Regions from separate parts of the Homo sapiens genome. Here region 2 is linked to region 1. A link is an interaction called in ENCODE POLR2A ChIA-PET data of the cell type or tissue named here. Cell type or tissue: Panc1. All regions are shown on one strand. Region 1 overlaps PTP4A2 (protein tyrosine phosphatase 4A2). Region 2 overlaps ADGRB2 (adhesion G protein-coupled receptor B2).

Region 1 (5,000 bases):
CAGTGAGACCCTCTCTCAAAAAAAATAAGAAGAAAGAAATAGTAAATAGTATTGTTACTATTCAGTGAGGGAAGGAATTGATTAGTATTAATTTCCTCCTGTGCTACAGGTGCTTTTTATATTCATTTAATTCTCACAACTACAAGAAAGGTGGTATCTTCATTTGCATCCATTTAGCTTATTTTGAATCACTTCTATTTGCCAGGCACTAGGGATACAGCGATGAGCTCCCATGGATTTACAGTGGTGAGAAGAAGAGATACAGAAACTCAAAAGGTTAAGTAACTTGTCCCAGGTCATACAGATAATAATTAGTGCTGGATTAAAAATCCAGGTCTTTGACTCTAAAGCCCTTGATTTTTCCAATACGTCATACTACTCTCTCAGTAGCTCCTCTTATATTGAGGTTTCTCATCAACGTGATGGCCTAGCAGCTAGTACTTAGGAGAGCTGTTGAAACTAATGGAGAAGGCTGGAGGCAAGGGGATCATTTAGGAGATGCTGACTGGAGGCTCTTTGGGGCCTAAGCTAGGCTTTTATGTGGGAGGAGATTATGCCTTGAAACTCTCTTGGGGCCCCGGGGTGTGTGCTTTGAGACAGTTTTTATGAGGCACCTGGGATATGTCTGCGTGAGGGAAGTCTGATTAAAGAAATGCAGCAGCGTCTTATGTTTTTTATTTTTTGGAAAAAGAGGAGAGTATATTTATTGGGGCCAAGAGTGAACTAGAACTTACCACTGTATCAAAGTTTCTCTGTTGAGCTGTGTGGGACACTTAAATCAGAAGAAGTGAGAAAATACACGTGAAAGCACTTTGTTAATTATAAATTGAACTACAGATTCAAAGTATTATTACCACTAAGATCTTTCTACTAAGGCAACAGATTTTGTAGCTGGAAAAGGCTGGCATTTTAGAACACCTTTATAGATGAAAAATAGTTTTGAACTGCTGAACGGGGTATTTTCTGACTCAGAACAGCAAAAGTCAGGCCACTCCCTCTGTGAGTCAGTCAAGTAAAATTTAATTTGAACGAACCAAATTTATAGGCAGAAACCATTTACAACATCATTGAACTTTGTAGCACTAGGAAGAGTAAATGTTTGAATACTTTTGTGTATAGCTTTAAAAAACAGTATGAGAGCCCCATATATAGTTGACTTGAAAAAAGTTTCAAACAAGGTAAATTGGATTTATTTTTCTTTAGAATTAACTTTTTATTCATTTTGTCCTATAAAGGTAGTATTTCCTTATGCAGTAATTAAGGAACACTTTACAATTTTCAGACACAAAGTTGAAATTTAGTAGGGATTTATTTTACAGGATTTGACTATACTTTTTCCTTTTTGTTGTAATGTGGGGGTTGGTAACCACTGAAGCCTAGAAAACGAATGTATTTACAAATAAGATGGAGAGGAGCAGGTGCATACATTTTTAGCTGTTGCTCTTGGTCTTGGAAGAATGAAGCTTAAGTTTTTGTGAAACTAAGTTTGGTTGATTTATTTGGGTGCTATTCCATCAACTATATTTGTTGAATAGAAGATGGGATCTTTAAAATTTTGCTTAAGAATCAGGATCCATAGTCTTTTTTGTTTGTTTTGGTTTTTTTTAAGACGGAGTTTTGCCCTTGTTGCCCAGGCTGGAGTGCAGTGGTGCAATCTTGGCTCACTGCAGCCTGCGCCTCCTGGGTTCAAGCGATTCTCCTGCCTCAGCCTCCTGAGTAGCTGGATTACCGGCACACGCCACCACGCCCAGCTAATTTTTTGTGTTTTTAGTGGAGATGAGGTTTCATAATGTTGGCCAGGCTGGTCTTGAACTCCTGACTTCAGGTGATCTACCTGCCTCGGCCTCCCAAAGTGCAGGGATTACAGGCATGAGCCACCGCGCGGCCCAGGATCCATAGTTTTAACATGGTGGACTTAGTTATGTTTATCGAATAGGGTGATGGTAGAGATCTTGGGGTACTGGTAAAGTTCAATATTACCCTTTCAGGGTTTAGGTTTCCACATTCCTTTCTTACGCCAAATCATGTATTGTCTCATTTGAAACTCAATAATCCTGTAAGTAGTATTCTTTTAGCTTTACAGATAAGGAAATTTATTTATAGATTGATTGTTGTTGGGTTTTGTTTTATTTTGTTTTCTTCCAGACAGAGTCTTACTCTGTTGCCCAGGCTGGAGTGCAGTGGTGCAACCTCAGCTCACTGCAGCCTCCACCTCCTAGGTTTAAGCGATTGTCCTGCCTCAGCTGGTATTATAGGCGTGCGCCACCACGCCCAGCTAATTTTTGTATTTTTAGTAGAGACAGGGTTTCGCTATGTTGCCCAGGCTGGTCCCGAACCCCTGAGCTCAGGCGTTGAGTTGCTGGCCTCAGCCTCCCAAAGTACTGGGATTTGATTATTAAATCCCAGGTTTTAGAATCTAAGTTAAAGATTATCAATAAATAGATAGCAGTGAATAATTTTTTTTTTCCTTTTAGGGGCTTAAAGTACTTAAATCTCTGTTGAACAGTGGATACCACCAGTTATAATTACTTTGGGAGATGGTGATTTGAGTCTCTTAATCTGTGAAATATTAGAAAAGTCTTGGCTAGGCACAGTGGCTCATTCTGGGAGGCAGACACGGGAGGATCACTTGAGGCCAGGAGTTCGAGACCAGCCTGGGCAACATAGAGACAACATCTCTACAAAAAATACAAAAACTAGCCAGGCATAGTGGTATGAACCTGTAGTTCCAGCTACTCAGGAGGCTGAAGTGGAAGGATCACTGGAGCCTGGGAGGTCAAGGCTGAAGTGAGCCGAGACTATGCCACTGCAGTCTAGCCTGGGAGACAGAGGGAGACCCTGTCTCAAAAAAAAAAAAGAAAAAATCTTTTCACCATTTTCATCTTTTGAACTATTAACTACGTATAGAGGTGTCAGTTAGCTTTCTCTCATTATCCTTTGTTTTATTGGCTGAACCTCATTCTATGGGCTCCCTTGACTCCCTGGCCACTGTCTTGGCACTTGAAGCCTTTTAGGTTGCTTAGTGTAGAGCTGAAGTGCATATTGTGTGAAAATCTTTTTGCTCTTTGGAGTGGTAGAGGTCTAGGCTCAACCAGAAACTGTCACTACCCTAGCACCTCCATGAAAGAAGCTGCACAGCAATACTAGCTGTCTGCTTTCCACAGTTCCCCATTGTGGAGTTACCAGGACTTAGGTGAGAGAATGACTCGTTTCCTGCACTGTTTGTTCAGTCAGTGTAGATTTACAGGACACAGAAATCTTTCCCAGAAAAATGACTGTGAGGAGTTGACAGATTATACAGATATTTTTTATGTGACTTGAATGTAGACGGTTTTTGTTTGCCTATACTGATTTTCTTGCCCACAGGTTATGTTAACACAGCATCCACTTCATTTTAAGTGGCCTAAACTAAATTTCATCATTTGAATATAAATTTACCTTACACAATGTTGGCTTTTTAAATTCTTGAGAATTTTAAGATTAGGCTTTTTTGTGACCCTTTCTTTGCTAGTTGAGCCTGGTTTGAAAAAATATTTTGAACATTTAGAACAGTCTTTACCTTTAGAGAAGTGGTGCATTTAATTCCTCTCATAGTATTTTTTATTTGAACTTTTAGTCTTCTCAAGACATTAATTCTTTTGGCATAAAATGTACACATGATATATTTGTTTTAGCAGATCAGATAAATTACTTTATATTTTTATTTCTGCAGTGGCCAGATATGTTGGCTGTTAACTAATGTATTGTTTGACAGGAATTCAAATTCACAATCAGGTCTGTTTTCTTCCAGTTGTCCTTTAGTTTTTGTTTAAATTTGACCAACTTTTTATTTTCCCCACCGTTTTACAGGAAACATTCACTAGGTTGTATCACCACAGTATTTGTAAATTGGATTTATATACAAATGTTGATATTTGTTGTTTTTAGTAGCAGAACAAATTGTTGTGTATTGTATTTTCCATTATTGGTGAAAAGCCTTTCATTAGGGGATGGAGTGACTGGTTAGTGCAGAAGGATATGAGTCACCAGCAGGATTTGTCAGCAAATAGAGAAGGATATGATGGAGAAACAATAGATTCTAGTGACATTATTTTCATTCCACATGTGTGGTTACAAACAAGTTTCCTTTGGTGATTAGTTTAAATTATGCAAATTGGGTCTTTCTGGGTGAAAAGTACTTTAAATATAAGTCACAGGCTATATTCTCAATTGTTTTCTTAGATTGGATCTTCATTTGGAGGTCATCAACAGGTAGAATTTAGTTAAACTCGTTATCTGTTGACTATGATTTAGTAAGTTGAAAGAAAATTTTTGTTAAGCTTTTTGGTAATTACGGAGCTGCTTGCTCAGTAGATCAGGGGAGGCCCATAAATATGGCAATATTTGCTCTTTTTCTCAGTGAGCAAAGAGTTGCTCTCTTACCACTACTCTGCTTTGAAATTCCTAAGAGCTTTTATTGCATTTGAATTGGTCTGAAATTCTCAGCCCGGTCAAGGCTTCTCCAGAGTTATCTAACCAAAGACTAAGCACCTTTCTCAAGTCACACTACCATGGTTCCTTCACTGTTTCTACCAGTTTTCTATTATAAAAGTTTTACCTTTCTTCAGAAGTCTTAATCCTACTCCATTCTTCTCACGCTTACTTTGTATCTTTAAAATTTGTGGTGGTAATATGAAAACTTAATACCAATCAAGCATTTTTCACCCACGTTGATTCTTCTAGGAGCTTGATCCTGGATAGTGTTTGTATGATGTGCACACGTCTCTGCAAATGCTTGTTTGAAGATTGGCTGTGCTGCATTTTGGTATAATTGGGAGGTGACATATTGTCCCTTATCTCAGTAAACATTTGGAGGAAGAGGACGAGAAAGATTGAATTTTGCATTCTTTAATTGGGAAGAAAAGGAAGGTGAATCCATGTTGAGCTGAGCTAGTGAGTAAAGAATAACTTCTTGACATGGCATTATAGAGTTATTTCACCATTTTTATTTCACGTTAATA
Region 2 (5,000 bases), 180 kb after region 1:
GGGGTCTGCAGGGGCTGACAGTGTCCCTGGTGTCCATCCTGGCAGATCCTCGGCCATGCATGTAGCTGTTCACTGATGTCACCCCTCTGCTGAGCCTTGTCCAAATGTTGCGGTCACCAAAATGCATGGCAGTGAGACCTCACTCTTGAAGAGTTTGCAGACTGGCTAGATGAATGGGGGCACAGATCAGATAATGCAGGGTGATATATAAACCCAGGGAGGGACCTCCTAACTGGGCAGCCAGGGGAGGCTCCCTGAAGGAAGTAATACAGGAACAGAGACCTGAAGGACAAGCAGAAGTGAGATGAGGGCATTCTAGGCAGAGCAAGAAGGGTGCACAAAGGCCCAAGGCTGGGAATGATCGTGGCAGGCCCTGGCGCTGCAAGTTGACAAGTTTGCCTGGAGGCTGGAGTAGGCAGGGAGCAGGGATGCATTCCTGTCCACACAGGTCAGTGAGTTTTGGCAGTTGCCCCGGGGTCAGGGCAGAGAGAGGCAAGGAAGAGTGTCCCTGGGTGAAGAGGCCTGAGCTTCCAGGCTGCCTTGGAGGGCTGGGCTGGCTCAGCTCCCAGTGTCCCGTCTTCCCCCTCAGGACCCATGTCTTCTGGGACCGAGGCCGCCAGCTGCTAGAGCTTCCTGCTGACTGGGCAAAAGCTCTGCGAGCCCTTGAGTCCTGCCTGCTCCCGCTCCCACCCCAGCTCCCTCAGCCACGGCTGCCTTCTACAGACCCTGCTTCCTGCAGCTTCAAGGCCCTGAGGGCCTCAGCTGGATCCTGTGTGCCCGCTGAACAGTGCTGGGCCGGGGACTGACCAGGAGACCTGGAGGGAACAGGGACTGATGACATGGGGATGGGAAGGAGGCAGGTCTGGGGTCTGGTCTGCAGCTCTGGTACCGACAGGGAGGCCTCTCCTCTCTCTGGGCCTCAGTTTCCCCATTTGGGATACAGGTGCTGGCTTATCCTCATGAGGATCAAGGATGCAGGGATAGAGGATGGAAAGGGCATCTGGATTTCACTGGGAGAGTGTTTACAAGGAGACAGGGTATCATGTGAGGGCTGCTAGGAGTGCTGGAGGAGAGCGGCCTGTCCCCAGCCCTGCTCTGCTGGCTAGAGCCCTGGAGTTGGCCTCTACCTTTGACTGTTACCTTGAGTTGATCCCTTTATTTTTGGTGGGCAGTGGTTTCTTTGTAGAATGGGGAGGTATCCCTGAATTAATTAGAGGGGGTAGTTATCTTGAAAGTAGCCTAACCCAGTACTTTCGATGGGGGCCTTCTTGGCTTCTCCAATGAGACATCTGACATCGTGCCCATCCACGGCAAGTGCCCGGTGGCTTTGCTGTGGCCTCTCTCCCAGGCTAGCTTGGCCTCTAACGGCGGTCAATGAAGCCGTCCGAGTGACAGCCGGGCCGCGGGTAGGTTACAGGCCCTGGAGGCTGGCCTGGGATTTAGTGCCTGTAGGAAGAAATTGAATTTTGCTTCTTTGTTGAACATCGGCGGAGAACGCCAGGCGTATATCAGGAGGCTTATGGCTCTTCCTGCATGGCCACCACTGCCTGTCACTCTGTGGGGGTCTCCCCCATCGTGCTCAGCTGCAGGCGGGTTCTTTTGTCTGGCTTTCCCTGCGGTCCATCGGTCCAGTGATCTGCAGTGGACGGAGCAAGGCTCTGCCCTCATGGGCGGGCACCATCTGGGCGGGCTGCCATGTGGAGCACAGAGCCAGGAGCAGCCAGCTGGGCTTGGTTGAAGCCGGAAGCAGGAGTTGGTTGGTAGCTGGGGTGTCTTTGGGGATCAGAGAGGGCCGGTGATGGGAAAGGCACCATCATCAGAGCCTCTGCAGAGGCCTCTGGGGCTAGAGATGGGTGGAGACTGGATGCCTGATTATTCCTGGGCATGAGGCCAGGTGTCTCTCTGAGCAGGGAGCCCTGAGCTGGGGCTCCCAGCTGTTCCCAAGCCTGACCTCTGCTCTTGCCCCTTGTCCTACTTGGCATGTTTCCTTGGGGTTGCTTTTTAGGGAGGGCCCCTGTAGGGAGTTGGCATGGGATGATGTGGCATCAGCTGTCATAAGTGGGCTCACATGGCACACTGGTGCCCAGAGCTGGGCTGGCACAGCCCCTTCCCCTCCCTTGGCAGGCAGGAAGCTCTTCTATTCTGCCATCCCCTCCCTCCTGCCCAACCTTTCTGGTGTGAGACATAGCGGGCACATGACTGTTTGTTCCACATGTCAGGGCATGTCTGAGGGTCCGTGGCACCGTCTGTGCCTTGTGGCAGCACCACCTTTGCCGAGCCTTTGGCCCCCTCCATTCCTCCCCTTGTCTCCTCCCCACTGGGCTGCAGGAGAATGGACTGGCACCTGCAGCTGCCAGACTGAGAGCAAGATTCGTGGGGATGGTAGTGAGCAGGAAGGGTGAGACCCTTGTCCTGGCCCCTCTCCCAGGCACCAGGGCAGGGAAGCTGTGTTCATCTTCTCTGGGACACCCCCGAGGAAGATCCACAGTGAGGCCTAGCAGGGTGGGCTTGGGCTGGTACCGGAAGAGCACTGGGCTGGGGGCTGGTGGGCAGTGACTGGCGGAGTGCCTGGGACGCCTCAGAGCCGAGTGAGTTTGACAAGAGGGTACAGGCGCCTGTTAATTTCACGCAAACTGCCTTTGATAGATCTCTTGTTATTTTTGGTGAGTTGAGCCATAAATTTGTGCCATCTTGCTGCCGCAATCTGTTAAGTGGGGGAAAAGGAAGAAAAGAAAGGCAGGCAGGAAGGAGCTTGGTGGAGGACTGGCACGGAGGCTGGCTGAGGTCAGGGCTGGAAGGCGGGCCGCAGAGTTAGTGCCAGCTGCAGGGCTCAGCTCCTGATGGCCAGTGCCAGCCTGCAGTTCCTGCCCACTGACCCTCTAATCCTGAGGAGGCACTGGGCAGTGGGAATGGCTGTGCCCAGTGATACTTGGGAGAAAGAACCCCGCCTCATGCACGCCTCTCTCCTTGGCCACAATCCCTACCTCCCCTGTGGGCACTGGCCTGCCCCTGGCTGCTTGCTGCAGGCTCACCCTCCCCATCATCAGGCTCCATCCTTGAGGTGTGGCCACCAGGTGAACCTGGGGTCTCCTGGGAGGCAAGAGTGGGCTCAAAACCCCACCTGCCACTGCTGCTCTGTGACTTGGACAAGGTGCTGCCCATCTTGGGGCCTCAGAACCCCCAGTTATCTGTGTGTCACCCCCTGATCGAGCCCCCAGCAAATCCCCAGTGCTACTGAAACTCCTCAGCCTGGTGTCCAAGCCCCACCCGGGACCTAGCTACCACCTGCTTTTGAGCCTTCTTTCGAATTCTCCCCCACCCTTTCAACTGAGGCTCCTCGAATGGTGTTTGCCCTTGGTTATCCAGAACTCCTGCATCCTTCTAAGCACTGCTCAAGCCCTGTCCCCTCTAGGAAGCTGCCTCTGATTTGCCCAGCCCTGTCCTAAGATTGGCGTTTCCCTCCCAGCGCTCAGACCCTGCTGCTCTCTCGGCCATCCTGGTCTGGCAGCAGGAAGTGGGGGCCTTCCCTGCCTGTTGGGGGCCCAGGCAGTGAGGAGGCAGGGTGGGGGCGGGGAGACCCAGCACACACGGTGGTGGTATTTCCTGGAAGGTCCTTCCAGCCCAGATCTGTGCTGGTGGGGCTCTGTGTGCTCTACCATAGGGTGGGGAGCGGGGCCCAGACATCCCCAGACATCTCAGCAGGGACTGAGTTCCAGCCAATCCCTCACACACATCTTCATGTCTTTATCAGAGTAGAGTTTGTGCCAGGCCTAGGGCTGGCTCTGAATGAGTAGGAGGTGAGCTAGGCACACTGTCTGCCCACCGGTGGGGGAGGGAGAGCACTAACTAGGACAGTGGTGGTCAAGGCCACAGACTGAAGTCGCCCAGTCCGGGTTCAGTTTTGGACCTTACCACTGACTAGCTGAGTGACTGTTGATAAGTTCCTTCACTCCCACTTCATCACCTGTAAAGCGGGGGTAGTGAGAGCTATTCCACAGAGCTGTGGGGAGGGTTCAGTGAGAGGATGAGAGTAAGTGCCCAGTGCCTGGCACATGGTAGATGCCTAACAAAGTAGTAGCTGGGTCATCATAATTTAGTGTAATAGGTACGACTGTGACCCTGCCAGATGTCAAAGGAAGAGGAAGAGTAAGGGATTAAACCACAAAGGGGAGGAAGGTGCTCTAAAGAAGGTGATTTGGAGTTGAGTTTTAAGGAGTGAATAGGAATTCACTAGCCTGTGAAATTTCTCTTTCAATTGTATCATTTTTAAAATTTAATATATTAAAAATAAGTTTCATATCCTAAATGGAAAGAGTATCATTTATCTGAAATAGAAGATAACCAAAGAAACAACCACAGTGAAAACAAAGCGCCGTTATTAACTTCTAGCTAGATGCTTTTCCTACCTCTCCATTTGTTAGAGAGAGGAATTAGCACACATTGGGGATGTGTTAAAGTCTGGAACTGCACAGGCTTTATCTCTCATGCAGTTGGAAGGATTAAAGTGACCATGTAATTTATCATCTAAACTGTGACACATCTGAGGTTATGAAAGGGAAGAGGTGGGTACCATCAATTACATCAGGACAACAGGCACAAACCAGACTATCCCATACAAACTGATGAAGAGACCTGGGAGAGCCTGACATCCTCAGTCCAGGATCCAGTGTCATTTAATGGCACATTTGTGAGCCGCCCCAAGTCATCTTCCGCCCCATGCTTTGGGGAAGCTCTCAGGAGGAAGGGCTTTCGAGGTAGAGGAAACAGCCTGTGCAAGGGCGTGGAGGTGTGAACCACGCCGGGGGTAGGAGCTATAAAGAGACTGGAGCTGCTGGATGGTAGCCCTGGTGGAGGGAGACGGGGCCAGGGCTTTGACTGCCATCCCAGGACACTGGGGCCTCATCCTCTTGGCCAAGGGCTTTATGGCAGCAAGAAACTGGGCGTCTTGGGGGAAGCAGGCTGAGTCAGACACGATCCCTGCTCTCGAGGAGCTTCTGGCC

Evidence for each region. ChIA-PET counts read pairs that join two places held together with the same protein. Peaks named below come from ENCODE experiments on the same cell type or tissue, not always from the same donor. Only the 100,000 strongest peaks of a DNase experiment are listed, where the experiment ranks them.
Region 2: POLR2A ChIA-PET joins it to region 1 with 8 read pairs; 8 of 35 experiments call an interaction of 5 or more read pairs at or near these places.

The regions. Positions count from the first base shown.
Region 1 is chr1:31,930,865-31,935,864 of GRCh38, reverse strand. All of the region lies in intron 1 of PTP4A2 (protein tyrosine phosphatase 4A2), which reads left to right. Among named protein-coding and RNA genes, the nearest start is that of PTP4A2, 5.0 kb to the left of the region's middle. RefSeq lists an enhancer at 2,954-3,013. In Panc1, no CTCF peak of the experiment used is centred here; no DNase peak of the experiment used is centred here; H3K4me3 peaks cover 4,049 bases; H3K27ac peaks cover 5,000 bases.
Region 2 is chr1:31,750,971-31,755,970 of GRCh38, reverse strand. All of the region lies in intron 4 of ADGRB2 (adhesion G protein-coupled receptor B2), which reads left to right. Among named protein-coding and RNA genes, the nearest start is that of MIR4254, 5.3 kb to the left of the region's middle. RefSeq lists enhancers at 592-1,198, 1,565-2,178, 2,179-2,793, 4,819-4,898. In Panc1, no CTCF peak of the experiment used is centred here; no DNase peak of the experiment used is centred here.